Regions from separate parts of the Homo sapiens genome. Here region 1 is linked to region 2. A link is an interaction called in ENCODE POLR2A ChIA-PET data of the cell type or tissue named here. Cell type or tissue: GM12878. All regions are shown on one strand. Each heading gives the region's core, and the rest is flanking DNA. Links, peaks and the distances in the headings are about the cores only. Region 1 overlaps CTDSPL2 (CTD small phosphatase like 2). Region 2 overlaps GOLM2 (golgi membrane protein 2).

What was found. ChIA-PET counts read pairs that join two places held together with the same protein. Peaks named below come from ENCODE experiments on the same cell type or tissue, not always from the same donor. Only the 100,000 strongest peaks of a DNase experiment are listed, where the experiment ranks them.
Region 1: POLR2A ChIA-PET joins it to region 2 with 5 read pairs; 4 of 35 experiments call an interaction of 5 or more read pairs at or near these places.

What each region holds. Positions count from the first base shown.
Region 1 is chr15:44,504,309-44,520,974 of GRCh38, reverse strand. CTDSPL2 (CTD small phosphatase like 2) reads right to left here. Exons shown (of 13, transcript NM_016396.3): 9 at 6,315-6,377; 10 at 6,131-6,210; 11 at 1,680-1,806. Among named protein-coding and RNA genes, the nearest start is that of EIF3J-DT, 24 kb to the left of the region's middle. In GM12878, for the core only: no CTCF peak of the experiment used is centred there; no DNase peak of the experiment used is centred there.
Region 2 is chr15:44,375,101-44,391,766 of GRCh38, reverse strand. It overlaps GOLM2 (golgi membrane protein 2), which reads right to left. Exons shown (of 10, transcript NM_138423.4): 7 at 11,979-12,077; 8 at 10,791-10,961. Among named protein-coding and RNA genes, the nearest start is that of CTDSPL2, 44 kb to the left of the region's middle. In GM12878, for the core only: no CTCF peak of the experiment used is centred there; a DNase peak (open chromatin) is centred at 6,516; H3K4me3 peaks cover 306 bases; H3K27ac peaks cover 1,943 bases.

The DNA of each region.
Region 1 (16,666 bases), core at 1,872-9,871, 130 kb before region 2:
GTAGGCACTGTGAATGATGGGACACTGCCAATCTAAAGAGAATATAGAAAAGCCTATACTTTTTTTTCCCCTTAAATACAGTGACCATATCTCCCATTCATTATTCTATTCCCATCGAGTAGGATGATAACTTGAAATATAGTAGAAACTTAACAAATTAATGGTATTTCATTGAAGAGGAGCCTAAAAACAAGAATGCAAGCCATATTTATTTTATGGTGAATAATCTCTGGGATAAAATGTTTTAAAATTTAGGCTAAATGTTGTATATGAGATGGAGGATAATTGATATAATTTTAACTAGGAACCAAGATGAAATTCTTAAAAGACATTTTTAAATGTAAACAAATAAAAGTAAGGACCTAAATATAACTTAGTATCATATACAGCTTTTCACTTGTTTTCTTTTTATTATAGACATTTTGAAACACAGGACAAATCTAGTTTATACTCCAATCCACTTTGCATCATCCCTATTCTGGACTGGCTTATTGTGAAGCAAATCTAAGAAATCCTATCACATGGGGCTGGGTGTGGTAGCTCACAACTGTAATCCCAGCACTTTGGGAGGCTGAGACAGGTGGGATCACCTGAGGTCAGAAGTTCGAGACCAGCCTGGCCAACACAGCAAAACCCCGTCTCTACTAATAATACAAAAAAATTAGCACGGCATAGTGGCGCGCACCTGTAGTGCCAGCTACTAAGGAGGTGGAGGCAGGAGAATCACGAACCCGGGAGGTGGAGGCTGCAGTGAGCTGAGATCGTGCCACTGCACTCCAGCCTGGGCGACGAGCAAAACTCCGTCTCAAAAAAAAAAAAAGGAAAACAAAAAAAAGAAAAAAGAAATCATATCACATGGACATATTCATAATCTAAAATATACCTTGAAAGGATGACTCATCAGGCAGGCGCAGTGGCTCACACCTGTAATCCCACCACTTTGGGAGGCTGAGGCAGGCGATCACCTGAGGTCGGGAGTTCGAGACCAGCCTGACCAACATGGAGAAACCCCGTCTCTACTAAAAATACAAAATTAGCCAGGCGTGGTGGCAGACACCTGTAATCCCAGCTACTCGGGAGGTTGAGGCAGGAGAATCGCTTGAACCCAGGAGGCGGAGGTTGCAGTGAGCCAAGATCACGCCATTGCACTCCACTCCAGTTTGGGCAACAAGAGTGAAACTGCTTCTCAAAAAACAAAAACAAAAAAAAACAAAAAAACAAAAGGAAGGAAGGATGACTCATCTACATTTGTAGTTATACGTCAAAGAAATATTAACAAAGGGTACAAATATATTGACAAAATAGTCTAAGAAAATATTTCAGAACATTAAACCAAATAACCAGACCAGAAGAACATAAACTAACTATAGTACTCAAATATGTTTATGATTAAATTACTAATTACTGATTTAATAACTGATAAGAATGCTATTCAATGATGCTTATCTTATAGTTTTCTTACTCAGGTTTTTCTTCATTTATGCTGCATGTCATTTAAGTAAAAATTTTCCAAAAGGAATATACCACTTTGTCATTTCTAATTCTAAAAAAATGACACATTAAAGGGAAATTCCACCAGTGAAAATTCTCTTCTTCTTCTCCCATCATATTCTGTTTGGCAGCATGTGTCTTCATTGTATTTTTTCCAATCTGAGTTTGTTTATCAACTTTCTTCCTACCTGATATGCAAAGGCTTGTGGTGAGTTGTCAATTATTATAGTTTTTGAAAGATCTCTTCCAAGAATATTTAAGTCCTTTATATAGTTTCCTTGTACACAAACACAATGTTCACGGAAAAGCCGGTGCCTAAACATAAAAATAAAAACAAATTAAAAAAAAAAAACTTTCTAAAAAGTAGAACATATACACATATATATACACCATAGGCTTTATAGTTTAAGCCATATGATTTTCTCTCTTGAAGGAAATTCAAACACAAATATGGGTCTAAGCGTTGGGCTGCCATTTTACTATAAAAATTCTAAGCAATTACTGAAAGCTTACAACCAAATATTACTATGCCTTAAAGAACTTGAGTTTATCCCAAAATGTTATTATTAAATTATAAAGGGGGATTAAAAACTCTAAATTGTTTTTGTAATTTATTTACCCAAGAAAGCTCAGCTCAGATGCAGCATCTGGTTGTCAGCGAGGTCCTGCTTTTTAACCAATTTTCCAGATGGTTGACTGAGGAACAAGGAGGTCAAGTGACTTGCCCAAGGTCACACAGTAAGTCAGTGGTTAGCCCCGCATTGGAACCCAGGATCCTCCTGGCTCCCAGTCCTTGGCTCTAACCAGTGGACCACACAGCCTCCCTATCCCTGTACATGCCAGAATAGAAAATATAAGAAGGAATGTTTTTGTGTTGGCATTTGAAAAAATGCTTTTTAGATTTCCTTATTTTTTTTGAGAAAAGGTCCTAAGACCAAAACATTCCATCATTTCAACTTTTCCTAAACACCCCTCTTTTAGTATATGTGTATGATCATTTGAAAAAAGATTAAGTGAAATGAGGAATTCAGATTTAAGTATCAAGTATTATAAATGTAAACTGATATTTCACTCACATAGAAAAATACTACATCATTTTAGAAAGCTATTAAAGGTTTTACAATACTAAAGTGATTATTATAATCTCAATTTATACTCAAAATACTAGTCTCTGAACATTACTAATAATTGTTTCATATAATTTTTTTCTACCTTGAAGTACTCTATTCTGTATATATTAATAATTGGTAAGTTGTCTTCCTTGTGTCTTAATCACACTAACAATTTTACAAAATCTAGGACCTATTTGGACCTGTATTTTAAATTATGCAATTTCAAGAAACTGGTATTTTCTACCCACAAAATCTGTCACAGTGCTACCAAGAATAAATAAAAATCTACATATACACACACAAATAAAAACTCAACCTTAAAATTATCAGTGCCAGTTGGTATGGCAAAAAGGAAGAATTTAACGAACAGACAAAATGTATAAGCAGTTCTTTCCCCCTTATTATAAGGAATAACTTTAATAATCACAGTCAAACGATCATCTGGCCCCGGGAAAGTTTAGTCAGTTCTACTTTGAAAAAACAACAACAAAAAAGACTAAGTAAATTAATTCAAGCCTTGGTTGGGCCTAAATAAGATTCACTGTTTTATTTCTATAAACATTTAGATATGAGGAAACTGGAAAGGCAGATACAGCATGTAAATTCAAGTCACTGTTGATGCCTCTTCACCGATAGTGGCAAACTCATTGAGACAGGAGACAACTGAATCTGTACGTGGATACTACAGTTATTTTAATTAAATTACAGTAAAAGCCTTCCAATTATTCATTCAGGAATCTGAGGGTGTATAGCATGTATTTGCATTTTTAGAAAAAAACTATTTGTACCAGTCATCAAAGAGCAGATCATCCATGTGAGTACAGACTTGTGTTAGAAACTCATGAGATTTAGAGATCACAGGAATTTCTTTTTTTCTTCTTTTTTTTTTTTTGAGACGGAGTCTCCCACTGTCGCCCAGGCTGGAGTGCAATGGCAGACTCTCGGCTCACTGCAACCTCTGCCTCCCGAGTAGCTGGGATTACAGGCGCCTGCCACCATGCCCAGCTAATTTTTTTTGTATTTTTAGTAGAGACGAGGTTTCATTATGTTGGCCAGGCTGGTCTTGAACTCCTGACCTCGTGATCCGCCTGCCTTGGCCTCCCAAAGTGCTGGGATTACAGGCGTGAGCCACGGCACTCAGCCTAGATCATAGGAATTTCTTAGAGTCTACCTTGTCACCAACACAGACAATTCCCTATAGCACTCACAATCTACTCTTTGAAACGCTTTTGTTGGCCAGGCGCGGTGGCTCACGCCTGTAATCCCAGCACTTTGGGAGGCCAACGTGGGCGGATCACGAGGTCAGGAGTTCCAGACCAGCCTGACCAACATGATGAAACCCCGTCTCTATTAAAAATACAAAAATTAGCTGGGCGTGGTGATGCGCGCCTGCAATCCCAGCTTATCAGGAGGCTGAGGCAGGAGAATCGCTTGAATCTGGGAGGCCGAGTTTACAGTGAGCCAAGATCGCACCACTGCACTCCAGGCTGGGTGACAGAGCAAGACTGTTTCAAACAACAAACAAACAAACAAAAAAACAAGCTTTTGTTTCAGATTTCTCAAAATACATCTAGATAGAACAAATGGAAACCCTCAAGTGTGTAGGTTTTATAAATCTAGTTTAAAAGAGGATTGTTAATTTATAACACATTGTCATAACATGACTATCATTTGTTCCTCATTAGTAAATGAAAGCTCCAAGAGGGAAGAGCTTGTGTTGCTCACCACTGTTCCCTGGAATACTGGAGATGCTGAACAGAAATCATTATAATGAATGAAGTCATCAAAACAAAATCACTGGGTATACTTTAGTAAAGTGAGGTAAAATTAGCATAAATTACAATATACTTTTGTGAACAGAAAATACCATTTCCCATTTGTGTGACTGCAGCTTACTTATTTTGACCCTTTAGATTAAAAAACAAAAGATACCACAGCTTTATTTAGAATAAAAAACCTTCCAAAATATGAACATTAGGAAAAGCCTTTCAGTATACTTGCAACCACTGAATAATAAAGGTACTGTTAACAGCAGAAAATACACTTTAGGATTTTCCAGTAAGACAACATGGGAAAAGTATTTAAGAAAATTTATACTCAGCTGGGCTGGGTGCAGTGGCTCACGCCTGTAATGCCAGCAGTTTGGGAGGCCAAAGTGGGTGGATCACTTGAGGTCAGGAGTTCAAGACCAGCCTGGCCAATATGATGAAACCCCATCTCTACTAAAAACACTAAAAATTAGCCAGGTGTGGTGGCACACACCTGTAGTCCCAGCTACTCGAGAGGCTGAGGCAGGAGAATCTTTTAAACTCAGAAGGCAGAGATTGCAAACTGCACTCCAGCCTGGGCAACAGAGTGAGAATCCGCCTCAAAAAAAAAAAAAAAGAAAAAGAAAGAAAGAAATAGAGAAAGAGAGAGGAGAGAAAGAAAGAAAGAAAGAGAGAGAGAAAGAACGAACGAACCAACCAACCAACCCAGCTATTAAAGTCTTTTTTTTTGAGATGGAGTTTTGCTCTTGTTGCCCAGGCTGGAGTGCAACGGCACGATCTCGGCTCACCATAACCTCCGCCTTCCGGGTTCAAGCGATTCTCCTGCCTCAGCCTCCCGAGTGGCTGGGATTACAGGCATGCGCCACCACGCCCACCTAAATTTTGTATTTTTAGTAGAGACACGGGGTTTCTCCATATTGGTGAGGCTGGCCTTGAACTCCTGACCTCAGGTGATTAGCCAGACTCAGCCTCCCAAAGTGCTGGGATTACAGGCGTGAGCCACCGCGCCTGGCCCTATTAAAGCTTTTATGAGCCGTTTGTGTCATCTCTCTCAGCTTTTGATCAAAAATTCAAAGATTAACCCCTCCTCTTAAAGGATACAGCAAGACTGCTGCAGTCTTACTATCTCACTTCAGCTGACAAAATAATGGAACTAATTATCATAATATTTTAAAATCACCACGGCACTCCCACTAACCAGGAAAACACTGCATCTGCTGGCTCAGGGCACACACAAGGAACTGAGTCCAGTCAGGATAACCTGAGTGACTAAACCCACTGTAATTTCCAATCAGATTCATGTAACATTTTCTTTCCATGGAAGATAAATTTGCTTTCAAAAAAAGCAAGGGCTTAATTTGATCCTTTCTGTTAAAAAATAATTTTTATTTCTCTATGCCATTAAAAAGTAAATTAACATGCATTACCTCAGAGACATATGGAGATGAAACATCATGCACAACGTGGAAAAATTCCACACAACCCCCCCAACCCCCGTCTTCCCCAATCCCAAAAGAAATGAGGATATAGATGTCACAGTGAATAAAGGCACTGGATCTTTGTATCCTTTAAAGAACGTCTGTCTGGAGTTCCATCATTAGGAACTCTTTTAAAGAGTTTAGGGGCTTAAAAAATTCATTTATATTCACCATTCAACACATATGCAGCCAACTGAAAATGGCCATTAAAATGAAATAGAATCAGTAATTTCATAGATCAGTGTGACAGACATTTCCACTATTTCTTAATTAAATTTACCTGACCAGTTGCTTTTTAGGGTCTAGTATGTTCAGTAACTTGTCTGCATACACCTTCTTAGAAGCAGTAAAAAGAATGATCTATAAATTCAGGGGAAAAGAAGTAATCATTATACATGGTCTAAATATGGGTACTATATTGAATAAAATAAAAATACATATGTAATTAGCTTAAGCATGTTTACCTCATACATCTGAGACATTCGTTCCAGGAATTCCCTGAAAAATGGTCTTAATCTCACATAAACCTAAGGAAATACAAAGATAAGTTTCAGCAAATAAACATACAATGGGAAACCACTTCTTTTTAAGATGTGCTGTATTCTAACTTTGATTATAATGAAAAAGTTCATGTTTTAAAGTATAGAAATATTAACTAAGTACCACTCAAACCAAGTATATTTCACATACAAGCGATCACTTAAACCAATCTCTTTGGTGGGATAATAATAATCACTGATGATCAAGTCATTTTTACTAATAGCAGCATACAGTACTTCACTGGTATGTAATTTTAATAAACATTTAAGCTAAAAATGGAAAGTTTCCCTCTGAGATTTTGATCCACCAGTAAGCTCCATCTTCCAGCCAGGTAGCATCCATCCAATTATTGTGTCCACCTCTAGCTGACCTGTCTCAATGACCTTCCTCAATAATTACTCAGAATTCCTTCAAACAACCACCTGCTAAAAATATCTCTATTTTAAATTTATATCAAGGTAAATTATATTCAAAAGGAGACGTCTGGATTGATGGGTTTAAATAACCTCAGTTTTTCAGAAATCAATCTTCCTATTCTACATTTAATGACTCAGATGTGGCATCTAAATTAGCACTATTGGCTACTTGAGATTAAAATTATAACAGTCAAACACAACAGTTCTCAAAACCTACTGGTCAGTATCAGAAAAGACTACAGTACCCACAGAACTGCTTTACATACATTATTTTCTTATTTCTGTGTCTCTCTTTGCCTACATTTAATATAGCTCCTATAATCTAATATTCAAAAAGCCATGAGCAACCATTAAAACTATTTACATTCTGACTCCTCTAAATTGTATTCATTTTGTTACAAAATTTTACAGAAAGAAAAATACTATACTTCATTCAAAGGTGACTACTATTATAATTTCAAATACCACGAATAACAAGTATTTATTGAACTAGATTCACGGATTCAGATTAAAAACAAACCAAACACCTTGTGGTAGCAACAAATTCAAACCCAGGCTTAGTGGAGTTTCAATTCTGGCATCCATATACATGCACACAAAAATGCCCCCATGACAAAAATCTAGTTCTAGGAATGTTTTAGGGCAAAATAGAGAATTTCCTTAAGAACTGACCACTTATAGGAGACAAATTCTGTTTGTTTGAGATGGAGTTTCACTCTTACGGCCCAGGCTGGAGTGCAATGGCATGATCTTGGCTCACTGCAACCTCCGCCTCCTGGGTTCAAGTGATTCTCCTGCCTCAGCCTCCGGAGTAGCTGGGATTACAGGTGCTCATCACCACGACCGGCTAACTTTTTGTACTTTTAGTAGAGACGGGGTTTCGCCATGTTGGGCAGGCTGGTCTCAAACTCCTGACCTCAGGTGATCCGCCCGTCTTGGCCTCCCAAAGTGCTGAGATTACAGGCGTGAGCCACCAAGCCAGGCCAGAAGACAAATTTTGAATGATCATTACTGTGCTAATAATATCACTCTGTCCCCATCTCTGGGCTAGATAAAGGTTTACTTGTTTTTAATCCTATTAGTTTTTTTTTTTTTTTGAGAAGGAGTCTTGCTCTTTCCCCCAGGCTGGAATGCAGTGGCGTCATCTTGGCTCACTGCAACCTCCACCTCCAGGGTTCAAGCAATTCTCCTACCCCAGCCTCCGGAGCAGCTGGGATTACAGGCATGGGCCACCATGGCTGGCTAATTTTTGTATTTTTAGTAGAGATGGGGTTTCACCACATTGTCCTCCTAACCTCAAGTGATCTGCCTGCCTCCCAAAGTGCTGGGATTACAGGCGTGAGCCACTCCGCCCGGCCTAATCCTATCAGTCTTGATGATCAAAAACAAAGTAAACCACATACCCCTCCTCAAAGCAGAAAAAAAGAACCAAATCCTCAGCATCCAATCACCATCGTTTAGGATGAGGTCTAAAAAATTTAACGATAGTTGTTCTTCTAATCAATTTTAACATTTTCATCCTGAAACATTTGGTGTAGTTTGTAGCCTTGATTGAAAACCACACACACCTTCTTTGGTAAGCCAAACAACAACAGATTTTTATGTATATTATTTTACTAACAAAATCATTTTAATCAACTGAGTCTTTTCAAAACAGATTTGTGATGGTTAAGAACAACCCATCTATTCTGCCAATACTTTTTCTGAATTCCATCTCAAGGTAGATGATAAACTATAAACTATCAGAACCTTTTACTTGTTGCCAGTGTTCATCACTCACATGCAGTTAGTAACCAAAAATATTTCATTTTTTCATGTATATAAATGTTTTATTTTCAATATCCCTATTATCACTTGCTCCATATACAGGTTGAGTGTCCCTTATCTGAAAATGCAAAATGATCCAATGAGCATTTCCTTTGAACGTCATGTCAGTGCTCAAAAAGTTTCAGGCTGTTTTTGTTTTTTTTTTTAAGACAAGGTTTCACTCTGTTGTCTAGGTTGGAGTGCAGTGGTGCAAACATGGCCACTGCAGCCTCGACCTCCCGGGCTGAAGTGATCCTCCTGTCTTAGCCTTCCACATAGCTGGGATGACAAGTGCATAACACCATGCCTGGCTTTAAACAATTTTTTTTTGGTAGAGATGGGCTCTCACTATCTCACTATGTTGCCCAAGCTGGTCTCAAACTCTTACGCTCAAGCAATATTGCCTTGGCCTCCCAAAGTGCTGGGATTATAGGCATGACCCATCACACCCGACTAAGTTTCAGATTTTCTTTTTTTTTTTTTTTTTTTTTTTTTGCGAGACCGTCTCATTCTGCTGCCCAGGCTGGAGTGCAGTAACATGATCTTGGCTTACTGCAACCTCTGCCTCCCAGGTTCAAGCAATTCTCATGCCTCAGCCTCCCCAGTAGCTGGGGTTATAGGCGTGTGCCACCACATCCGGCTCATTTTTGTATTTTTAATAGAGACGGTTTTCACCGTGTTGACCAGGCTGGTCTCAAACTCTCGAACTCAGGTGATCTCCCCGCCTCGGCCTCCCAGGGGAGGTATTACAGGCATCAGCCACCACACCTGGTGATAAATTACAGATTTTGAGGCATTTCAGATTTCGCATTTTTTGAATTAGGGATATTCAACCTGCAGTAAACTAAGATAAGCAGGGCCTCTTTGAGATTTATTGCCTCTGAACACGACACAATTCCACTGCACAAGAATATGTCTAGTTAACAATATTTTCCAGCCATAGTAAGTGGAACATTGTTCAAAGGTGACATTTTCCAACTTCTCATACAGTGACTTCCAGATTAGGTCAAAGCTATAACTTCATTGTGCATACTACTACTTTAACTATACTTAAATATAACATGCATCTTAAAATTTGACATTGCTTTCAAAATGTGTTTGTTTACTGGGGATAAGAGGTGGCACTGAAGATAAAGGAATATATTGCTAGAGTGTTTCTTTACTATGAGAATGGAAAGAGTAACTGTTGAAAATAATAGTTCCTATCCTCAGAACAGATTCACCATGTGAACAAGAAGGTGTTTCAGTATTAAAAGACACAGGCAGAGAATGAGGGAGGAAAGTGGGAAGAAACGTAGAAAGGTACTGGGCTGGGGTTAGGGCCACATGGGGTTGTGCCATGTGATGCAAAGGAAAATCTCAGAAACAGAAGTAGAGATGAGACATAAGGCCAGCAGCGTCTAAGTTATTTGGATATAGGTAAGCGTGAACAGAAATATATAAGTCAAGAAGCACTACGTACTGTCTGGTAAGAACAAATAAAGAACATCTGTCAGGTACATATAATACAATGAGTTTAACTCTTGAGACTACCATTACTTTATTGTGTTAGGTCAGAGATACAAAAACAGACAGATGCACACATAGACATGCCTCCAAATGCTTCAAAATCTATTCTACAAATAGCATTAGCTCCATTTTTCTTCTAATTTTACTCTCATACAAAGATTCCTTTCCTGAGCTGCCTACTTCCCATTTTCTACATTTCCTTAATCCACTCCTTTCTCTACTTAGTATTTTACCTTCTTGAAACTTGCAGCTCTTCAAAATTATGTAATCTCCCAAAGGCCAAAAGCTTCATTTCAGTCTAGTATACATGTTTCTTCAAATCGATAATATTTTATTTATAGTACAAATAATTTTAATATTTTCTCAGTAAACCAAATATATTGTGGAAAATGTCAAAAGTTTAAAAATAATGCCTAAAGCCATAATAAGAAATAATTATATTTAAAAAACTATTCAAGATTGACTACTACTTGAAGATACAGATTTATGAACATGTTCATTATGCAAAACTTTTAAAATGAAAATCTATCAGAATATCTGTAAAAGAGTGTTGTGGTGCCAGGCATGGTGGCTCACGCCTGTAATCCCAGCACTTTGGGAGGCCAAGACGAGTGGATCGCCTGAGGTCAGGAGTTTGAGACCAGCCAGACTAACATGTTGAAACCCTGTCTCTACTAAATATACTACTAAATATACAAAAATTAGCTGGACGTGGTGGCATGCACCTGTAGTCCCAGCTACTGGGGAGGCTGAGACCGGAGAATTGCTTGAACCCAGGAGACAGAGGTTGCAGTGAGCCAAGATGCGCTACTGCACTCCAGTCTGGGCAACAGAGTGAGACTCCGTCTCAAAAAAAAAAAGGTGTTGTGAACTGATTTTACCAAAATTTAAATTTTACACAGAAAATGAATATATATATATATATTTTTAAATGGAGTCTCGCCCTGTTGCCCAGGCTGGAGTGCAATGGTGTGGTCTCAGCTCACTGCAACCTCCGTCTCCCAGGTTTAAGCGATTCTCCTGCCTCAGCCTCCCAAGTAGCTGGGGCTATAGGCGCATGCCACCACAACCGGCTAATTTTTGTATTTTTAGTAGAGACGGGGTTTTGACATGTCAGCAAGGCAAGTGATCTGCCTGCCTTGGCCTCCCAAAGTCCTGGGATTATAGGCATGAGCCACCGCACCCAGCCATATATATAATTTCAAAAAACCCACTACACTACTACTACTTGATATGAATAATACTTGATGGTCTATTTTTTTGTGTGTTAAGATAAAAATTGTATATAGATAGTACTGAAAGGCTATTAATAGTTAACATAGCTGGATTTTTAAAAAAGTAGTCATTGGCTGGGCGTGGTAGGTCACGCCTGTAATCCCAGCACTTTGAGAGGCCAAGGCGGGCGGATCACCTGAAGTCAGGAGTTCAAGACCAGCCTGGCCAACATGGTGGAAACCCCGTCTCTACTAAAAATGCAAAAAATTAGCTGGGCATGGTGGTGGTGCACGCCTGTAGTCCCAGCTACTTGAAAGGCTGAAGCAGGAGAATCACTGGAACAGCGAAGGTGGAGGTTGCACTGAGCTGAGATCACACCACTGCACTCCAGCCTGGGTGATCAAGCAAGACTGTGTCTCAAAAAAATTAAAAAATAAAAAAAATAAAAATAAAAAAGGCAGTCATTAAAATGATAATCCACTTATAAACTGATTCTACATATTATGTGGTAAAGTCTAAATTAAAACTCACATCGAATTATATAATTTCAAGTTATATACTTAGTAATTTCTACTAGTTTATCAAACCTTAATCTAATATCATAGATAATTTTAACAGTATGACCCCCCCAAAAATTACATGTGAGTCTTTTTAGGAAAAACATTTCTAAATGATTTTTAGGCCCAGATAATATGACCATAACTTTCTTTTTTTATTTTTTGAGATGGAGTCTCACTCTGTCACCCAGGCTGGAGTGCAGTGGTGCGATTTCAGCTCACTACAACCTCCACCTCCCGGGTTCAAGCAATTCTCTGCCTCAGCCTCCCGAATAGCTCAGCTGACAGGGCTCCGCCACCATGCCTAAGTTTTTTGTATTTTTAGTAGACACAGGGTTTCACCATCTCGGCCAGGCTGGTCTTGAACTCCTGACCTCGTGATCCACCCGCCTCAGCCTCCCAAAGTGCTGGGATTACAGGGGCTAGCCACAGCGCCCGGCAGACCATAACTTTCAAAAAGAAACATCTTTGAAACTTTTTCCATGACATCCTTCCAACCTATTGCTACATTGTGGCAATAGGTTTTAAAAAATGATGAATCCAAGGAATCATCCACTTTAGAGTATGACATCTGTTTTCTTTTAATCAAAAAGATGACTGGTAGGTGCTATTTCTTATTTAATTAAGCAAGAAGAATTAAAACAGTAGAAAATAAACAAAGTTGGGGAACATAAAGAATGAGATGCAGCCAGGTGTGGTGGCTCAATGTCTATAATCCTAAAATGCTAGGGCATTTTGGGAGGCCGAGGTGAAAGGATCACTGGAGCCCAGGAGTTTTGAGACTAGCCTGGGCAACATGGCGAAACCCTGTCTCTACAAAAAAATACAAAAATTAGCCAGGCGTGGTGGCACTCGCCCGTAGTCCCGGCTACTCAGGGGGCTGAGGCAGGAGAATTGCTTGAACCCAGGAGGTTGAGGCTGCAGTGAGATGTGATCATGTCACTGTACTCTAGCCTGGGTGGCAGAATGAAACCCTGTCTCCAAAAAAAAAAAGAAAAAAAAAGAATGAGATGCTACAATTAACTGAAAAAATCTTATCTTACCATCAGTAGATACCACAAGTGTACAAGTGGCTGTACCAATTTTTTAACTCTTCTGTATACCTCAGTTTCCCTATCTATAAAATACAGGATATAACAACAATATCTACATCATAAGGTGGTTGTGAAGATTAAATAAGTTAATACACGTAAAGTACCTAGAACAGTGTCTGGTACATTCAAAGTGCCAATAGCTATTAGCTATTATTATCTATCTCATTGTTTAAAAGTAATCAGTCACAAGAAGAGCTGGAGTGAGTATGATTCTATTGGGCAGAACTGGGCAACCTCAATTCCAAAGAGAAAGCCCTACAGCCAAAATCTATACTTTTGGAAGAGGGAGATAACAAACTGTTTCAGTAAACTGTTTAATTTAGTTCACATGTTCTTAGCATCAATACCAGAACTTAAAGATAAAACCCAAACCTTCTCCAAAGAAAGAGGGTTATTCAGGTAGGCCCTAGAGTGGTCTCAATTTCATAACCCACTGAGTGATGTTACAGTAGTAATCTTTTGCTTCATGAAAATTCCAATAAGAGGTAGACAGATGCTGGGGGTAGTATTTGTAGGTGGATAAATTTGGGATGAATAGGTAAACACTAAAACCAATAAAAATAAAAACAAAACAACAAAAAATCCCTAAATTAAAAGCTCCTGCGGCTGGGTGCAGTGGCTCACGCCTACAATCCCAGCACTTTGGGAGGCCGAGGTGGGCAGATAGTTGAGGACAGGAGTTCATGACCAGCCTGGCCAACATGGTGAAACCCCATCTCTACTAAAAATACAAAAATTAGCTCGGCATGGTGGCCCATGCCTGTAATCCCAGCTACTCAGAAGGCTGAGGCAGGAGAATCGCTTGAACCCAGGAGGTGGAGGTTGCAGTGAGCTGAGATGGTGCCACCATACTCTAGCCTGGGCGACAGAGTAGCGAGACTCAGTCTTATTTAAAAAAAAAAACAAAAAACAAACAAAAAAAGCCAGGCGCGGTGGCTCACGCCTGTAATCTCAGCACTTTGGGAGGCCGAGGTGGGCGGATCACGAGGTCAGGAGATTGAGACCGTCCTGGCTTACACGGTGAAACCCTGTCTCTACTAAAAATACAAAAAAATTAGCCGGGTGTAGTGGCAGGCGCCTGTAGTCCCAGCTACTCGGGAGGCTGAGGCAGGAGAATGGCGTGAACCTGGGAGGCGGAGCTGGCAGTGAGCCAAGATTGTGCCACTGCATTCCAGCCTGGGCGACAGAGCGAGACTCTGTCTCAAAAAAAAAGTTCCTGCAAAACCTTACTCAAACAGAAATCAACCTGAAAAGAAATTTTTTAAAGAGTACAGGCAGGGCACGGTGGCTCACATCTGTAATCTCAGCACTTTGGGAGTCTGAACTGGGTGGATTGCTTGAGCCCAGGAGTTTGAGACCAGCCTGGGCAACACAGAGAAACCCCGTCTCTACAAAACATACAAAAAAGGGCATGGTGGCACATTCCTGTAGTCCCAGCTACTGTTTGGGAGGCTGAGGTGAGAAGACGGTTTGAGCCTGGAAGATAGAGGCTATAGTGAGCAGAGATTGTGTCAATGCACTCCAGTCTGGGTGACACAGCGACACCATGCCTCCAAAAAAAAAAAAAAAAAAAAAGTCAAAGTAGGATAAAATGAAGCTTAATGTATTCATATAGGTGATTTATATGATTTATATTAAAAGTTACCAATGGGGCTGGGCATGGTGGCTCATGCCTCATGCCGGTAATCCCAGCATTTTGGGAGGCCGAGGTGGGCAGATCACTTGAGGTGAGGAGTTCAAGACCAGCCTGGCCAACAGGGTAAAACCCCATCTCTACTAAAAATACAAAAATTAGCCGGCCTCAGTAGCACGTGCCTATAATCCTAGTTATTCGGGAGGCTGAGGCAGGAGAATTTCTTGAACCTGGGAGGCAGAGATTGTGGTGAGCCAAGATAGCGCCATTGCACTCCAGCCTGGGCAACAGATTGAGACTCTGTCTCAAAAAAAAAAAAAAAAAAAAAAGTTACCAATGAAGCATAATTTTCATCAGGGAAAAATTGGCCATTATATTGTATGTACATATATTTGCATATGTTAAAAAACTTGATGTATTTACATTAATAAAAGTTTAGTCAAAACAATGGCCATTTTAGTAAAACAAAAATGTTACCTTTAAACTCAAACTCTAAACTTCAAAGGAAATGAAGCCTCCAATTTAATGTAATCAACTGTCACACCTTCTAAATTTATAGCCATTAAATAAGAACTTTCCACATAGTATGTTTTCTTTTCTTTTCTTTTTTTTTTTTTTTGGGAGACAGAGTCTCGCTCTGTTGCCCAGCCTAGAGTGCAATGGTGCGATTTCGGCTCACTGCAACCTCTCCCTCCCGGGTTCAAGCAATTCTCCCGTCTCAGCCTCCCGAGTAGCTGAGATTACAGGCACCTGCCACCACGCCCAGCTAATTTCTTTTTTTTAGTAGAGACAGGGTTTCACCATGTTGTTTAGGCTGGTCTCGAACTCTCTGACCTCAGGTGATCCACCTGCCTCAGCCTCCCAAAGTGCTGGGATTAGAGGTGTGAGCCACCATGGCTGGCCCGTATGTTTTTTCTCCTTCTTTTTTTTCTTTTTGAGACTGGCTCTCTGTCACCCAGGGTGGAGTGCAGTGGCGTGATCACAGCTCACTAGGGCCTGAAGCTCTCGGGGTTCCGGTGATCTTCCCACCTCAGCTTCCCAAGTAGCTGGGACTAGAGGTGTGTGCCACCTATTTTTGCATTTTTTGTGGAGACAAGGTCTCACTACATTGCCCAGGCTGGTCTTGAACTCCTGAGCTCAAGCCATCCACCCACCTAGGGCTCCCAAAGTGCTATCATTACAGGCATGAGCCACCACACCTGGCCTCTATTTTATTTTAATGAATTGCTCCTAATTTTGAAAGATACATTTTAGACAAAGAATCCCCATAAAATATATTTTTCCATATTTTTGAGAAATAGAGAACTATTGGTTTCATTTGTATCTTTTCCTTTTTTTAGCCAATTAATAATGAATAATTATGATGAAAAAATTAGTACCAATAACTAAACATACTAATAAGGATGGGAAAGTGACTTTAAAATTATTCTAAAGTAGTATTTTTAATATTCATCTACAATTAATTATTGAATTATTGTTCCCTACAAGCTAAAATATTAGTTTTATCCTCTATACTATGCAACTATGACCCTGAAATGGTTGTCTGATTTCTCAGCCTCCTGGCTCAAGCAATCCTCCTGCCTCAGCCTATCGAGTAGCTGGGACTATAGGTGCTCCCCACCATGCCCGGCTAATTTTTTTTTTTTGGAAGGGACAGGATCTCACACTATCTTGCCCAGGCCGGTCTCAAACTCCCAGGCTCAAGCATTCCTCTCACCTCAGCCTCCCAGTGCAGGGATTACAAGCAAGCCACTGCCCCGGCCTCAAAAGTTTTTTTTAGGCTACTTTTGTAGATGAATCTCAAGAACAATGTGCATGTTGGTTAGTATCAATTTAAGCCAGAACTTGAGAAAAAAATTAGGTATTTACTACAAAATTATAAATTTAAATGATTGGTTTCTTTCCTTCATGAAGCAAAAATAAAGCTGACTTTTCTAGAAAAGACTGTAAAGAGGAGACAGAAGCAACTGACCCTCTACTTCTCTTGTTCTTTCTTTTCTTTTTTGAGATGGAGACTCGCTTTGTCGCCCAGGCTGGAGTGCAGTG
Region 2 (16,666 bases), core at 3,211-11,210:
ATTCAGATTTTCCCTATCTTTTTCTGTCAGTTTTGTATAGAAGTGTTTTTCTAGGACATTGGCCATTTCATCTAACTTTGCAAATGTTTTGGCATTAAATTAATAATACCTCTTATCATGTGTCCTTTAATATTATTTGTAGGATCTATATTGATGTTCTTTTTTTTTCATTTTTGTTATTGAGAATTTGTGTCATCTCTTCCTGTCTTAATGTGTGCTGACGATCTTTCCAATTTCTTTTTTTTTTTTTGAGATGGAGTCTCACTTTGTCGCCCAGGCTGGAGTACAGTGGCGCAATCTTGGCTCACTGCAACCTCCACCTCCCGGGTTCACGCCATTCTCCTGCCTCAGCCTCCCAAGTAGCTGGGACTACAGGCGCCCGCCACCACGACCGGCTAATTTTTTGTATTTTTTTTAGTAGAGACGGGGCTTCACCGTGTTAGCCAGGATGGTCTCGATCTCCCGACCTCGTGATCTGCCCGCCTCAGCCTCCCAAAGTGCTGGGATTACAGGTGTGAGCCACCACACCTGGCTGGTCTTTCCAATTTCACTTGCCTTTTCAAAGAACCAGTTTTTGGTTTGCTTGATTTCATACAGTGACCCTGAATTAGTAATCAAGCTAAACTCTCATTAACTTTTACCAGTCTCTTTTGAGGGAAGGGGGGAACTTTTGATACCTATTCAACTTATTTAATGATTATTGGTTTATTCAAGTTTTCAAATCTTCATGAGCCAATTTAGGTAACTAATAATTGCCACAGTTTGAATGTGTCCTCTCCAAAATTCATGTTGCAGCTTAATCCCTACTGTGGTGATATTAAGAGATGGGGCCTTTGGGAGGTGATTAGGCCATTAGGGCTCCACTCTTATAAATGGGATGAGGGACCTTAGAAAAGGGGGCTGAGCATGGTGGCTCATGCCTGTAATCCCAGCACTTTGGGAGGCTGAGGCGGGCGGATCACCTGAGGTTAGGAGTACGAGACCAGCCCGACCAACATGGAGAAACCCCGTCTCTACTAAAAATATAACATTAGCCGGGCGTGGTGGTGCATGCCTGTAATCCCAGTTACTTGGGAGGCTGAGGCAGGAGAATCACTTGAACCTGGGAGGTGGAGGTTGCGGTGGGTGAGCCGAGATCGTGCCATTGCACTCCAGCCTGGGCAACAAGAGTGAAACTCCATCTCAAAAAAAAAAAAAAAAATTCTATATGTAAAGGAAGATCAGGTATTCTGTGATACACTAGCTTGCCTCTCCAGTGTTCCTTGGGAGAATGATTAATAACCACTGTTAAATAAATGAAACCCTGCTGCTATACAGAAAAGCCAATATGAGAAGCAATTTGATCAACAATCACTCCCTACTGTTTGGAGTAACCACCCTCATGACTTTCCATATGGGAGCTGACATTTGAAGTAAATTCTTATCTCTATTCAAAGCATCTAAATACAAATGGTATGTCCCTCCTAGCTGGCAAACATGTAGGCCTCGCCTGGATTTTCAGTTTCAACTATTTTGGAAGATGTCTGTTTCTTTGAAGTATCCCTAAACTATATTTTGTGTCACCACATAGCCTACATTCTAAAGTTTAAATTAAACTAACCCAAATACATCTTCCAAATATGGTGAAATATACCCCAAAATGTTCTAGCCACTTTTGCATGATGTGGTAATACAAAATTAAATTTACAAAAATATGCAGCTCTTTATAAATATATCAATATAAGTATGATATATTAAGCTATAAAACAAAAATACTAAAGTTAAAGCTGCCAAAAAATTTGTAGTGAGGTCAGGAATGGTGGCTCATGCCTGTAGTCCCAGCACTTTGGGACACTGAGGTGGGAGGACTGCTTGAGCTCAGGAGTTTGAAACCAGCCTGAGCAACATGGTGAAACTGTCTCTGCAAAAATACAAAAATTAGCCAGGCATGGTGGCACACACCTGTAGTCCCAGCTATTCAGGAGGCTGAGGTAGGATGATCCCTTGAGCCCAAGGAGGTCAAGGTTGTAGTGAGCTATGAACGTGCTAATGCAGTACAACCTGGGTGAGAGAGTGAGACCCTGTCTCAAAAAACAAAACAAAACAAAAATTGTGGTGATAACTATATAAAGTCTAAGGACTTCCCCTCCTTTTCTAATAGTGTTTTCAATAAAATTTTCAACTTTTTTCTAACAGCATGTTATTTTGTACCTACAGAGTATCAAGTGCTTTTATTTTTTATTTACTTATTTATTTATTTGAGACAGGGTCTCACTCTGTTGTCTAAGCTGGAGTGCAGTGGCGTGATCATGGCTCACTGCAACCTCTGCTTCCCAGATTGAAGCAATCCTCCCACTCAGCCTCCTGAGTAGCTGAGACTGCAGGCGTGTACCACCACACCTGGGTAATTTTGTATTTTCAGTAGAGACAGGGTTCTGCCATGTTGGCCAGGCTGCTCTCGAACTCCTGGCCTCAAGTGATCCACCTGCCTCAGCCTCCAAAAGTGCTGGGATTACAGGCGTGTGCCACTGTGCCCGGCCACAATGAAATTTTTGAGAATAATGATTTAGATACAAATAATGATTTGACAAGTGTTAAATGAAAGAAAAAAATTGTAAGTCAAAAAAGAAGAAAACTATAAAGCAAAACTGTACTTAAAAATGAATTTTCAAGCTGGACGTGGTGGCTCACGCCTGTAATCTCAGCATTTTGGGAGGCCGAGGCAGGCAGATCACGAGGTCAGGAGATCAAGACTATCCTGGCTAACATAGTGAAACCCCGTCTCTACTAAAAAAATACAAAAAATTAGCCGGGCGTGGTGGCAGGCGTCTGTAGTCCCAGCTACTTGGGAGGCTGAGGCAGGAGAATGGCGTGAACCCGGGAGGCGGAGCTTGCAGTGAGCCAAGATCACGCCACTGCACTCCAGCACGGGCGACAGACCGAGACTCCGTCTAAAAAAAAAAAAATGAATTTTCATTGGGCTCAGTGATGCATGCCTATAAATCCCAGCTACTCAAGAGGCTAAGGCAGGAGGATGATTTGAGCCCAGGAGTTTGAATCCAGCCCGGCAGCACAGCAAGACCCTGTCTCTCTCCCTCTCTCTTTTTTTCTTTTGAGACAAGGTCTTGCTTTGTTGCCCAGGCTGGAGTGCAGTGGCACGATCATGGCTTACTGCAGCCTCTAACTCCTGGGCTTAAAGAATCCTGCTAACTCAGCCACCCAAGGAGGTGGGGCTACAGGAGCACGCCTCCATGCCCAGCTAATTTTTGTATCTTTTGTAGAGACGGGGTTTCACCATGTTGCCTAGGCTGGTCTTGAACTCCTGGGCTCAAGTGATCCATCTGCCTCGGCCTCCCAGTGTTAGGATTACAGGCATGGGCCACTGTGCCAGGCCACCTGTCTCTTAAATAACTAAAATAAAATAAATTTTTCTTATAACTAAATAGTTTTTACTCTATGGAAAGCAAAGCTGAATAAACACAAGAATACTAACGATTTTTTTTTTTTTTTTTTTGAGACAGGGTCTTGCTCTGTTGCCCAGGCTGGAGTACAGTGGCGCAATCTTGGCTTACTGCAACCTCCGCCTCCCAGGTTCAAGATTATTGTGCCTCAGCCTCCCGAGTAGCTGGAATTACAGGCATGCACCAACAAGCCCAGCTAATTTTTGTATTTTTAGTAGAGATGGGGTTTTACCATATTGGCCAGGTGGGAGAATCACTTGAACCCAGGAGGCAGAGGTTCTAGTCAGCTGAGATTGCGCCACTGCACTCCAGCCTGGCCAACAGAGCAAGACTCCGTCTCAAAAACAAAAAAAAGAACAGTATATTTATGTCCAGATAGAATAAAAGAAATGATTTTTATAAAAGAAATGATCTTCTATAAGAGAAATGAAAATCATCATAAGAGTCTAGATCAATATGCTTGAATATATACAAATAAAGACCTTTTGTGTCAAGTTGTATAAAGCTGCATGATACAAGATCAACACACACAAAAATCAGTCTTATTTCTTTTTTTTTTTTTCCTTGAGAGAGTGTCTCATTCTGTCACCCAGGCTGGAGTACAGTATCGCGATCTTGGCTCACTGCAACCTCCACCTCCTGGTGCAAGCGATTTTCATGTCTCAGCCTCCCAAGTAGCTGGGATTACAGGCATTTGCCACTGCACCCGGCTAATTTTTGTATTTTAGTAGAGATGGGGTTTCACCATGTTGGCCAGGCTGGTGTCGAACTCCTGACCTCAGATGATCCACCCACCTCGGTCTCCGAAAATGCTGGGATTACAGGCATGAGCCATCAGGCCAGGCCAAAAATCAGTCATATTTATATGCACTAGCAAGAAGTCTAAAAGGAAAATTAAGAAAACAGTTCGATTTACAATGACATCAAAACAATAAAATGCTTAGGAATAAATTTAACCAAGGCAGCACAAGACTTGTGCACTAAAAGCTACAAAACATTGCTGAAAGGAATTAAAGATGACCTAAATAAATGGAAAGACATCCCATATTTATGGATTGAAAGACCTCATATTGTTAAGATGGCAGTGCTCTCCAAAGTGATCTACAGATTCAGTGCAATTCCTTTTTTTTTTTTTTTTTTTTTCCAGACAAGGTCTTGCTCTGCTGCCCAATCTGGAATGCAATGGCACAATCTCAGAATCTCAGCTCCCTGCAGCCTCTGCCTCCTGGGCTCAAGTGATCCTCCCACCTCAGCTTCCCAAGTAACGGGGACTACAGGTGCATGCCACCATATGTGGGTAGTTTTTGTATTTTTTGTAGAGACAGGGTTTTGCCATGTTGCCCAGGCTGGTATCAAACTCCTGGGCTCCAGTGATCTGCCTGCCTCGGCCTCCCAAAGTGCTGGGATTACAGGCATGAGCCACCGCACTCGGCCAATTTTTTAATTTTATTTTTTCAGAGACAGGGCTCACTTTGTCACCCAAGCTGGAGTGCAGTGGAACAATCATAGCTCACCATAACCTTGAACTCCTGGGCTCAAGCAATCCTCCCACCTCAGCATCCACAGTAGCAGAGGCTACAGGCTTGTGCCACCATGCCTGGCTAATTTTTAAATTTTTTTTAGAGATAGGGTCTTGCTACGTTGCCCAGGCTGGTCTTGAACTCCTGGCCTCATGTGATCCTCCTGCCTTGGCCCCACAAAATGCTGGAATTATAGGTGTGAGCTACTGTGCCTAGCCACAATTCCTTTTAAAATATCGCTGCCTTTTTAGTAGAAATGGAAAAGCAGATCCTACAATAAAATTACAAGGGATCATGAAGAGCTAAAATAATCTTAAAGATGAACAAAGTTGAAGGACTCATAATTCACAATTTCAAAACTTACTACAAAGTTATAGCAATGAAAACAGTATGATACTGGCATAAGGAGAGACATATAGATAAATGTAACAGAACTTATAATTCAGAAATAAACCCATATATCTGTGGTCAATAGATTTTTGACAAGGATACCAAGATTGTTCAATGGGAAATGAAGAGTCTTTTCAATAAATGTTGCTGGGACAACTGGTATCCACACACAAAAGGATTATGTTAGACCTTACCTCAAACCATATACAAAAACTAACTTTAAATGGATGAAAGACCTAAATATAACAGCTAAACCTATGAAAGTCTTAGAAGAAAACACAGGGGGAAATCTTCATTACCATGATTTTGGCACTGGTTTCTTAGATATGATACTCAAAGTATGAACAAAAACAAAAAATAGATAAATTGGACCTCATCAAAATTAAAAACTTTCGTGCATGAAAGGACACTATCAAGAATGAAAAGACAACCCATAGACTGTGCAAAAATATTTGCAAATCATACACCTGATTAGGGTCTAGTAACCAGAATACCTTTTCAAAAACCTCTTAAAACTCAACAACCAAGACAAATAACCCAACATAAAAATGGGCAAAGGGCCAGGCCCAGTGGCTCATACCTATAATCCCAGTGCTTTTGGGAGGCCAAGATGGGAGGATTGTTTGAGGCCAGGAGTTGGAGACCAGCCAGGGCAAGACAGCAAGACCCCATCTCCACAAAAGCTAAAAAATAAATACATACACTAGCCAGACATGGTAGGGTATGCCTGTAGCCATAGCTACTACTGAGGCTGAGGCAGGAGGATTACTTGAGCCTAGGAGTTTGAGGCTGCAGTGAGCTATGACTGTGCCACTGCACTCTGGCCTGGGTGACAAAGCTAGATTCTGTCTCTAAAAGTAAATTTTAAAAAAGGACAAAGGTCTTGAAAGAACAATTCTCCAAAGATGATATACAAATGGCCAGAAAGTACACAGAAAAGGTGCTCAATGTCATTAGTGAAATGCAAATAAAAACCACAAGGAAACATCACTTCATATGTACTACATGGTAGAAGGAATGAATGAAAGTGGCGGGGGGAAGGAAGGAAGGGAGGAAGGGAGGGAGGGAGGGAGGAAGGGAGGGAGGGAGGGGATGTGGAGAAATTGGAACTCTTATACGTTGCTGGTGGGAATGTAAAATGGTACAGCTATTGTGGAAAATGGTTTGGCAGTTCCTCAAAAAGCTAAACATAGAACTATCATATGACTCAGCAGTTTCACATCTAGGTACATACCCAAAGAATTAAAAACAGATGTTCAAAAAAACTTGTACATAAATGTTCATAGAAGCACTATTCGATAGCCAAAATATAGAAACAACCCATATATACATCAACAGATGAATAAACAAAATGTATCCATACAACTGAATATTATCCAGCCATAAAAAGAAATAAAATACTGATAGATGCTACATGCTACAGCATGGTCGAACTTCAGAAAAATTATGCTAAATAAAAGAAGCCAGACACAAAAGGTCACATACTGTATGATTTTTTTTTTTTTTTTTAAGATGCAGTCTCGCTCTGTTGCCAGGCTGGAGTGCAGTGGCGTGACCTCAGCTCACTGCAACCTCCAACTCCCTGGTTCAAGTGATTCTCCTGCCTCACCCTCCCAAGTAGCTTGGATTACAGGCATGCGCCACCACGCCCAGCTAATTTTTTTTTTTTTGAGATGGAGTCTCGCTCTGTCGCCCAGGCTGGAGTGCAGTGGCGCGATCTTGGCTCACTGCAAGCTCTGCCTCCTGGGTTCACACCATTCTCCTGCCTCAGCCTCCCAAGTAGCTGGGACTACAGGCGCCCGCCACCACGCCCGGCTAATTTTTTTGTATTTTTAGTAGAGACAGGGTTTCAGTATGTTAGCCAGGATGGTCTCAAACTCCTGACCTCGTGATCTGCCCGCCTCAGCCTCCCAAAGTGCTGGGATTACAGGCTTGAGTCACCGTGCCCGGCCTAATTTTTGTACTTTTAGTAGAGATGGGATTTCACCATGTTGGCCAGGATGGTCTCGATCTCCTGACCTTGTGATCCACCCACCTCAGCCTTCCAAAGTACTGAGATTACAGGCATGAGCCACCGCGCCTGGCCGTATGATTCCTTTTATATGAAATATCCAGAATTGGTGACTCCATAGACAGAGAGAAAAAAGCAAATTAGCGGTTGCCAGGTGCTGAGGGTAGGAGAGTACAGAGTTTTGTTTCAGGGTGATGAAAATATTCTGGAACTAGAGTGGTGATAGTTTGTACAACTTTGTGAATGCACTAAATGCCACTGAATTGTACATTTTGGTGAATTTTACGTGTAACTTACCAAAACAAAAAATTATTTTTAATTAAAAAAACTTTTGCATGATAAAGCATAAGAAAGTCTTATATCAGGAACGACAATATAAGAGGAAAACTGTGATAAATCTGAATTATCTATAAAGATTTGATACGGGGCTGGGCAATGGTGGCTCACGCTTGTAATCCCAGCATTTTGGGAGGCTGAGATGGGAGGATCACATGAGCACAGGAGTTCAATACCAGTCTGGACAACAGAACGAGACCTCATTTTTGTTTAAAAATTTTAAAAATTAGCCAGGTGTGATGGCACATGCCTGTGGTCTCAGCTACTGAGGAAGGTGAGAAGGGAGGATCATTTGAACCCAGGAAGTCAAGGCTGCAGTGAGCCACAACTGCACCACTGCACTCCAAGCCTGGGTGATAGAGTGAGACGTTGTCTCAAAAAAAAAAAAAAAAAAGAAAAAAAGAAAAAGAAAAGAGTTGATACAAATAAATAGAACAAATCTACAAAGTTTTCAGGCTAAGTGGTCAAAACTGATGCACAGATTATATACCAAGAAATAATTATAATAAAATTACTCACATAAATATAGGCCACCAGAATAAATGATTATTAAAACATTTTTAAGGAAACGTTATATTCTAAATACCTTATAAAAACGATAAAAATCAATGTGGCCAGGCCACAGAGAAACCCCTAAACTTAAATAACTCCAGTGACACTTTAAAACTGTTCTAGAGAACAATCTGACACTATTTAACAAGTGCTATAAAGCTAGTCAAGTGCTTTGACCCAGTAATTTCGTTCTGAGGACTATACTTTTAAAGGAACACGCAAAGTAGGAAGAACAGGAAATAACTGGAGAAAAAAAATGATAGTAACAATCATGACAGCTACAATGAGAAAATACGAAATGATCTAAACAATGAGAGGAGACCTAAGTAAACTGTTATTATTGCCTAAGCACAATAGAATATATGTATATGTATACATATATTCTGTATATGTATATAATATATACAGAATATATGTGTATATATTAATAAAAATTTAAATTAAGTAAAAAGGAATGTAAGAAATAATGTCAAAGTAAATCACAAAATTGTGCATGCATTGATTTCAACTCTCCATATACATTAATGATAAATGGAAAATAATATGGAGTGAGGGTTTAAAACTCAATAGGCTCTTTTCTTTTTTTTTTTTTTTTTTGACAGAGTCTCGCTCTGTTGCCCAGGCTGGAGTGCAGTGGCACAATCTTGGCTCACTGCAAACTTCGCCTCCCGGGTTCAAGTGATTCTCCTGCCTCAGCCTCTCAAGTAGCTGGGACTACAGTTGTGTACCACCATGCCTAGGCTCTTTTCAAAATTATTGTAGAGAGTAATAATTTCCGAGCAATTATTTCCAACCACCTTCTTTACCCAAATATCAGTTAAAAAAATATATACAGGTAAGGCAACAATTAAAAAAATGTATAGAATAAATATAAGTTTAGAAGAAAATCTTGGCCGGGAGCAGTAGTTCATGACTGTAATCCCAGCACTTTGGGAGGCCGAGGCGGGCGGATCACCTGAGGTCAGAAGATCGAGACTAGCCTGGCCAACACGGTGAAACCCTATCTCTACTAAAAATACAAAAATTAGCCAGGCATGGTGATGTGGACCTGTAATCCCAGCTGCTCAGGAAGATGAGGCAGAAGAATCGCTTGAACCTGGGAGGCGGAGGTTGCAGTGAGCTGAGATTGCACCACTGCACTCCTGCCTGCCACTGCACTCCTGGCCTGGGTGACAGAGTGAGACTCCATCTCAAAAAAAATTTAAAAAAAAAAGAAGAAAATCTTAAGTGATCAAATTAAGATATTTTATTTGTTATGCTCTTACTGTACACCTCTTCTTGTTGAGATGTAAGTTTTCAGGCCAATCCCCCAACCCAATTTTGAGGAAATATTTTTTCATTATATTTAAAATGTTAGCTAAATCTTTGTAATAAAAATGTTTTTCACACAATACTTTGGTCAAGATACACAGATATGCTTTAAAATATCAAGGAATTTCCTATTTGAAGAAAACAGAAAAAAAGAAAAAAGAAAGGAAAGCCAATTAAATTAATGCAAACTATACATTCACATATATGAATAAATTTGAATAACTGTTACAAGATCAACAAAAATACCTTGAATAGGCTGGGCACAGTGAATCACGCCTGTAATCCCAGCACTTTGTGAGGCTAAGGCGGGAGGATCACTTCAGCCCAGGAGTTCAAGACCAGCCTGGGCAACAAAGCGAGACCCCCGTCTCTAAAAATAAATAAATAAAAATAAAGAAATAAAATAAAATACCTTGAATAAATTCACAAATATAACATTGTTCAATTATTAGCTTACACGCAATCTTTGTACAAATAACTGCCTAACCAGTGCTCTGCACAGTTGCTGCCATAGACAGAAGCCATCATAAAAACCAAAGACTTGATCTTACTCCTGGTGACTGATAAAAATTAAAAATAAATAAATAAACCAAAGACAAACTGAAGCTTTTAGAGATTCTGTCTATTCAGAATTGAAGGTAAGAAGATGCCATGAAAAGCAGAACCAGTGAAAAGCACAGTTTAAGGAAGCTGATCTAAGGGACACTCTCCTGCCTCAAATTCTACTACTAGAATTTTTTCTTATACTTCTAACATCTAAATGAGGAAAATGCAATTGCAGGGAATGGAGGAGGAAGCAGTATTGAGCAATCTACTAAGGCAATCCCCCAGAGTGTATGTTTCTCCCAGAATGTTCCATTTTTCAAAACTATTTATTTTCTCTCCTCCCTAATCAAAGTTTTCATTTGTAAGCCTATCAAAATATATTTTTCTCATTTCTCCAAAAAAGTTTATATTCATAAGAACTAATTGTATTTTTAAAAAAAGTCAACTCACCTGAAATTTATTATTTAACAATGGAGAACATGAGAACCTTTTTAAAGTTTTCTTTAAAATCGTATCTATCCATTTAAAACCTGTATTTCCTTTAAATTTTGACACTTTCATACCTTCTCTTTAAATATATATAACTTCACTATACATTTATTAGAGAGCAGAATAATGAAGACCTTAATTCATATTACATTTAAAGAAATATTTTTAGCATAATATTCATCAATTGATTCTTACTTTGCTTCAATTTATGGAAATCACTGACTCTGTCCTTGGTAGCCTGCTTTAGTATATCTGTTTGAATTCTGGGTTCACTGTCCAAGTTTGAGCCTGGAATTAAACGCTGAAGAGGACTGGAAGGATTCTGTTTTGAAGTACCGGGGTTTCCATTGTGGTTTATGTGTGAATCTGTGGCATAAAAACATCAAATTAAAAGAATATAATTTAATTTAATCTTTTAAAGATGAATTTCACAAGATCTGCTTTAGAAAGCTAAGACACACTATTGTTTAACATTGGGTAGCCACAAAGCTTTTTTTTTTTTTTTTAAAGGTTTATTCTCATTTCTTTAATCAAGTATTATAACCAATGTGATTTTAGCTGTGGGAAGTTTACTGATCATTCCCAGGTGAGTATCTCCACTAATGGCCATAAACTTATTCACCAAAAAGATATACAGTAGAAATCCATAGATTAATATAGCAATGATACTCATATCTTTTCCTCCCTCCAAATTCCATATCACTATCAGAAATCTCCAAAATCCAGTAAGGCTTTTGAAATTTCTACTCTCTAAGTCATCTTCACTATACAGTGACTCACAAGTGTTGACTCTTGATTCTTTCTTAGCATTATCTACTGGATACCACCTCTCTTTCCCCACCTCCCTTTTTATCCTCATCAATGACTTTAATTTTGGATCCCAAAACATCCTATTCCACTCTGACCTTTTTCCTTTCCATCATCTCCCTTAAGCAGGTCTCTTCAATCATATCTACTCTCATTTCAGGGAAATGTTCTATAAAATGGAATGAGTGTTTAGAAAATAAACAAATACATTCATAAGTACGAAGATTTTAATATAGGTGGGCACTGTAATTTATAGAAGGCCTCTATGAGATAAATTTGAACACATTTTGAAGAAGCTAAACCTGTATAGCAGGCAGAGAGGAAAGGGAATGTAGCTCAGAGTGGCATAATAAATAATTCTTCTGTTCTTAAGAAAAAGACTAACAATCCACCAGATAAAGTGGAGTTTCAGATTATTATTTCTCTCTGCTTTTACTAGTCTAAAAAAAAATAACATTACCTCAAAGAATAAATGCTATTTCACTATACTGCTAAGTGATATATTTTATACACTATATAACTGTACATGACTAGTAAGTTGGTTTCAAATGGAATTATAAGCATAAGCCTTCATACCTGGAGGCATATTTGGGGAGAGAGGTTGTCCAGTTGGAAGATGGGAGATTGCTTGATGACTTTCATGTTGAGAAACTGAAATAGGAGGCTTCCTTAAAGCTAGAAGAAAAAAAATAAATCCATATTATTCCCATTGATACTATGATTTCTAAAAAAAAAAAAAAAAAAAACCACCGTGAATCAATTTACATTGCACTAATTCTATGATGTTTATTCTAATTTTGTAATCCTTATAGTTGGTATGCTAATTTATTTACAGTTACTAATTGATACACTGTACCATTCATCACAGAATTTTTTTTTTTGGTGGGGGGACAGAGTCTTGCCCTGTCTCCCAGGCTGGAGTGCAATGGCATGATCTCAACTCACTGCAACCTCTGCCTCCCGCGTTCCAGCGATTCTCCCTGCCTCAGCCTCCGTAATAGCTAGGATTATAGGCGCTCGCCACCACGCCCGGGTAAGTTTTTTATTTTCAGTAGAGATGGGGTTTCGCCATGTTGGCCAGGCTGGTCTCGAACCCTGGATCTCAGGTGATCTGCTTCCCTCAGCCTCCCAAAGTGCTGGGATTATAGGTGTGAGCCGCCGCGCCCGGCCCCATCACAGATTTTTTTGACCAATAAATCTGCCCAGAATATAAGCTCCATGACAGTACAAACTGTCTTCGTCACCACTATATCCCCAACATCTAGAACATGCCTAGCATGTAAGAGAAGTTCAACAAAGATTTGATGAATTAATAAAATGGACTGGGCGCAGTGGCTCACGCCTGTAATCCCAGCACTTTGGGAAGTTGAGGTGGGCAGATCACAAGGTCAGGAGTTCAAGATCAGCTTGGCCAACAAGGTGAAACCCCATCTCTACTAAAAATACAAAAAATTAGCCGGGCGTGGTGGTGCGTGTCTATAATCCCAGCTACTTAGGAGGCTGAGATAGGAGAATCACTTGAATCTGGGAGGCGGAAGTTGCAGTGAGCTGAGATCGCGCCATTGCACTGCAACCTGGGTGACAGAGACTTCATCTCAAATAAATAAATAAATAAAATGAATCTCTTCAGATACAGTGATCTTCAACAGTGAGACCTTTTTATATGCATAGCACAAATAAAAATTGACACAAGTTAGGTAAGGTATTAAGAATATGTTATTTTTAGTTGCTCAAATTTTCTTTTCTTTTCTTTTATTTACTTATTTTGAGACAGAGTCTTGCTCTGTCGCCCAGCTTGGCCAACAAGGTGAAACCCCATCTCTACTAAAAATACAAAAAATTAGCCGGGCATGGTGGTGCGTGTCTGTAATCCCAGCTACTTAGGAGGCTGAGACAGAAGAATCTCTTGAACCTGGGAGGTGGAGGTTGCAGTGAGCTGAGATCAGGCCACTGCACTGCGGCCTGGGCGATAAGAGTGAAAACTCTATCTCAAAAAAAAAAAAAAAAAAAGTCCTGGCGCGGTGGCTCACGCCTATAATTCCAGCACTTTGGGCAGCCGAGGCGGGCGGCTCACGAGGTCAGGAAATCGAAACCAACCTGGCTAACATCGTGAAACCCCGTCTCTATTAAAAATACAAAAAAATAAAAATTAGCCGGGCGTGGTGGCGGGCACCTGTAGTCCCAGCTACTTGGGAGGCTGAGGCAGGAGAATGGCGTGAACCCGGGACGCAGAGCTTGCAGTGAGCCGAGGTCACACCACTGCACTCCAGCCTGGGTGACAGAGCAAGACTCCGTCTCAAAAAAATAAATAAATAAATAAATAAATAAATAATTTAAAAAATATATATATATACTTCTTAATAACATGTTCCTATAGAAAACTTGGAAAAATAGAAAAGCACAAAGAAATTAAACTTTAACTGTAGTACTACAACTTAAAGATAACCACTGTTATCATCTGAAGAGTATCTCTCTGGTGGGTTTTTTTTTATTTCTGTACATTATACTGTATACCTTAAAATTAGGGTTATATCATATATACTATCTTATAATCTTTTTTATTTGTATTTTACACATATTTTCCACGTCATTCCATTTTTCTCTACATTATTACCAAATGATAGTGCTGAATCAAAACTCTCAATTTTATAGTTTTGGCTAGAGAGATCTGGGTAAAAAATTGCCACAAGGGGCCAGGAAAGGTGGCTCACGCCTGTAATTCCAGCACTTTGAAAGACCGAGGCATGTGAGTCACTTGTGGCCAGAAGTTTGAGACCAGCCTGGCCAAAACAGCAAAACCCCATCTCTACTAAAAAATACAAAAAATTCAGCCTGGCGTGGTGGCACACGCCTGTAACCCCAGCTACTTGGGGGCCTGAGGCACCAGAATTGCTAGAACCTGGGAGGTGGAGGTTGCAATGAGCCAAGGCCGCGGCACTGCACTCCAGCCTGGGTTGCAGAGTCACAAGGATTATTTTTATTTTTTATTTTCTGAGACAGGGTTTTGTTCTGTTGCCCAAGCTGGAAGGCAATGGCAAAATCATCACTCACTGCAACTTCAACTTCCTGGGCTCAAGTGATCCTCCCAGCTCAGCCTCCCAAGTAGCTGGGACCACAGGCTTGCACTACTACACTTGGCTAATATTTTATTTTTTGTAGAGACGAGGTCTTACTATGTGGTCCGGGCTGGTCTCAAACTCCTGGCCTCAAGCAATTGTCCCACCTTGGCCTCCCAAACTGCTGGGATTATAGACGTGAGCCATCATGCCCAGCTCCCAAAAACTTTAGAGCCCCATAAACTGTAACAACTTAACTAGTTGGTGGATAGACTTTTACTGACATAAGAAAAAGCAGTGTGTATCCTGTAAACACTTTGATTTCTATGCTTTTATTTTGCCTTTTGTTTACTTTCCTTTTTTTGTTTTCTTGAAAAATTCCTTTTAGAAAACCCCAGCCTTGGTTTTGTTGAACTAAGGAGAAAGGTATTTATTTATACCTAGGATAGAATAGTTAGAGGGCTTCCCAGAGGCCAGAAGTAATAGTTATAAGCCCCACACCTACTATATACCTAAAAAATTAAAAATTAAAAAAAGAGGTAATTATTATAGTTAGTCGTACTGAAACAAACGATGATCTAGAAAAATGCTAGCTGACTTGGAGACAATTAAGAGTGCTAACCTTACCCTCCAATTTTGTATAGGAGATACTTGTGTATACATATACAAGTATCTATTTTTTTCCTCCACAAAAATGAGATTATGTTATACTTGTTTTCTTGTAACCTGTTTTCTTTTTAATTTAAAAAATCACAGATACAGATTGAGCACAGTGTCTCATGTCTGTAATCCCAATATTTTAGGAGGCCAAGGCAGGAAGATCATTTGAGCCCAGGGGTACCTAGCAAGACTCTGTCTCTACTAAAAGTAAATACAATTAGCTGGGTGGGGTGGCACACATCTGTAATCCAGCTACTCAGGAGGCTGAGATGGGAGGATCACTTGAGCCCAGGAGGCTAGGGCTGCAGTGAGCCACCACTGCACTCCAGCCTGGGTGACAGAGGGAAACACTGTCTTAAAAACAAGAAACAACATAGGTATCTTTGTTTTTTGTTTTGTTTTGTTTTGTTTTTTGAGACGGAGTTTTGCTCTTGTTGCCCAGGCTGGAGTGCAATGGCGCGATCTCGGCTCACCACAACCTCCGCCTCCCCGGTTCAAGCGATTCTCCTGCCTCAGCCGTCCCAAGTAGCTGGGATTATAGGCATGCGCCAAGCCCAGCTAATTTTGTATTTTTAGTAGAGATGGGGTTTCTCCATGTGGGTCAGACTGGTCTCGAACTCCTGACCTCAGGTGATCCGCCCACCTCGGCCTCCCAAAGTGCTGGGATTACAGGCGTGAGCCACCACATCCGGCCCAACATATATATCTTTGTATGCCAATAAATATAGCTCAGCATCATCCTTTTTAGTGGCTACATATTACACTTTTATGGATATAACAAATTTAATGAACCCTCCCTATAAGATTTCCATGGTTTTTAATTTATCATTATAAACCATTTATGATAAGCATTCATTTTTTTAATTTTTTTGAGAAGTCTTGCTGTGTTACTCAGGCTGGAGTGCACCAGTGTGATCACAGCTGACTGGAGCCCCGACCTCCGGGGCTCAAGCAGTCCTCCCACCTCAACCTCCTGACTAGCTGGGACTACAGGCATGCAACACTACACCTGGCTAATTAAAAAATTTTTTTTTGTAGAGAGGAGGTCTCACTATGTTGTCCAGACTGGTCTTGGAACTCCCAGGCTCCAGCCATCTTCCTGTCCTGGCCTCCCAAAGTGCTGGGATTATAGGCATGAGCCACTGTGCCCAGCCTATAAATCTTCAGATAAGAAAGTACTAAGTCAAACAAATTAAGAATACTTCTCAAACAAATTAAGAAAAAACCTGTAACAAATGTGAGCTTAAAAACAATGAAAGTTTGGGGAAAATTAGATGCAGAGTAGACTGCAAACAATATCATGACAATGATTGATATCAAAGCAACTCTCGGTCAGGTGGGGTGGCTCATGCGTGTAATCTCAGCACTTTGGGAGGCTGAGGTGGGCGGATCACGAGGTCAGGAGTTTGAAACCAGCCTGGCCAACATGGCGAAACCCCGTCTCTACTAACAATACAAAAATTAGCCGGGTATAATGGTGTGTGCCTGTAATCCCAGCTATTCAGGAGGCTGAGGCAGGAGAATCGCTTGAACCCAGGAGGTGGAGGA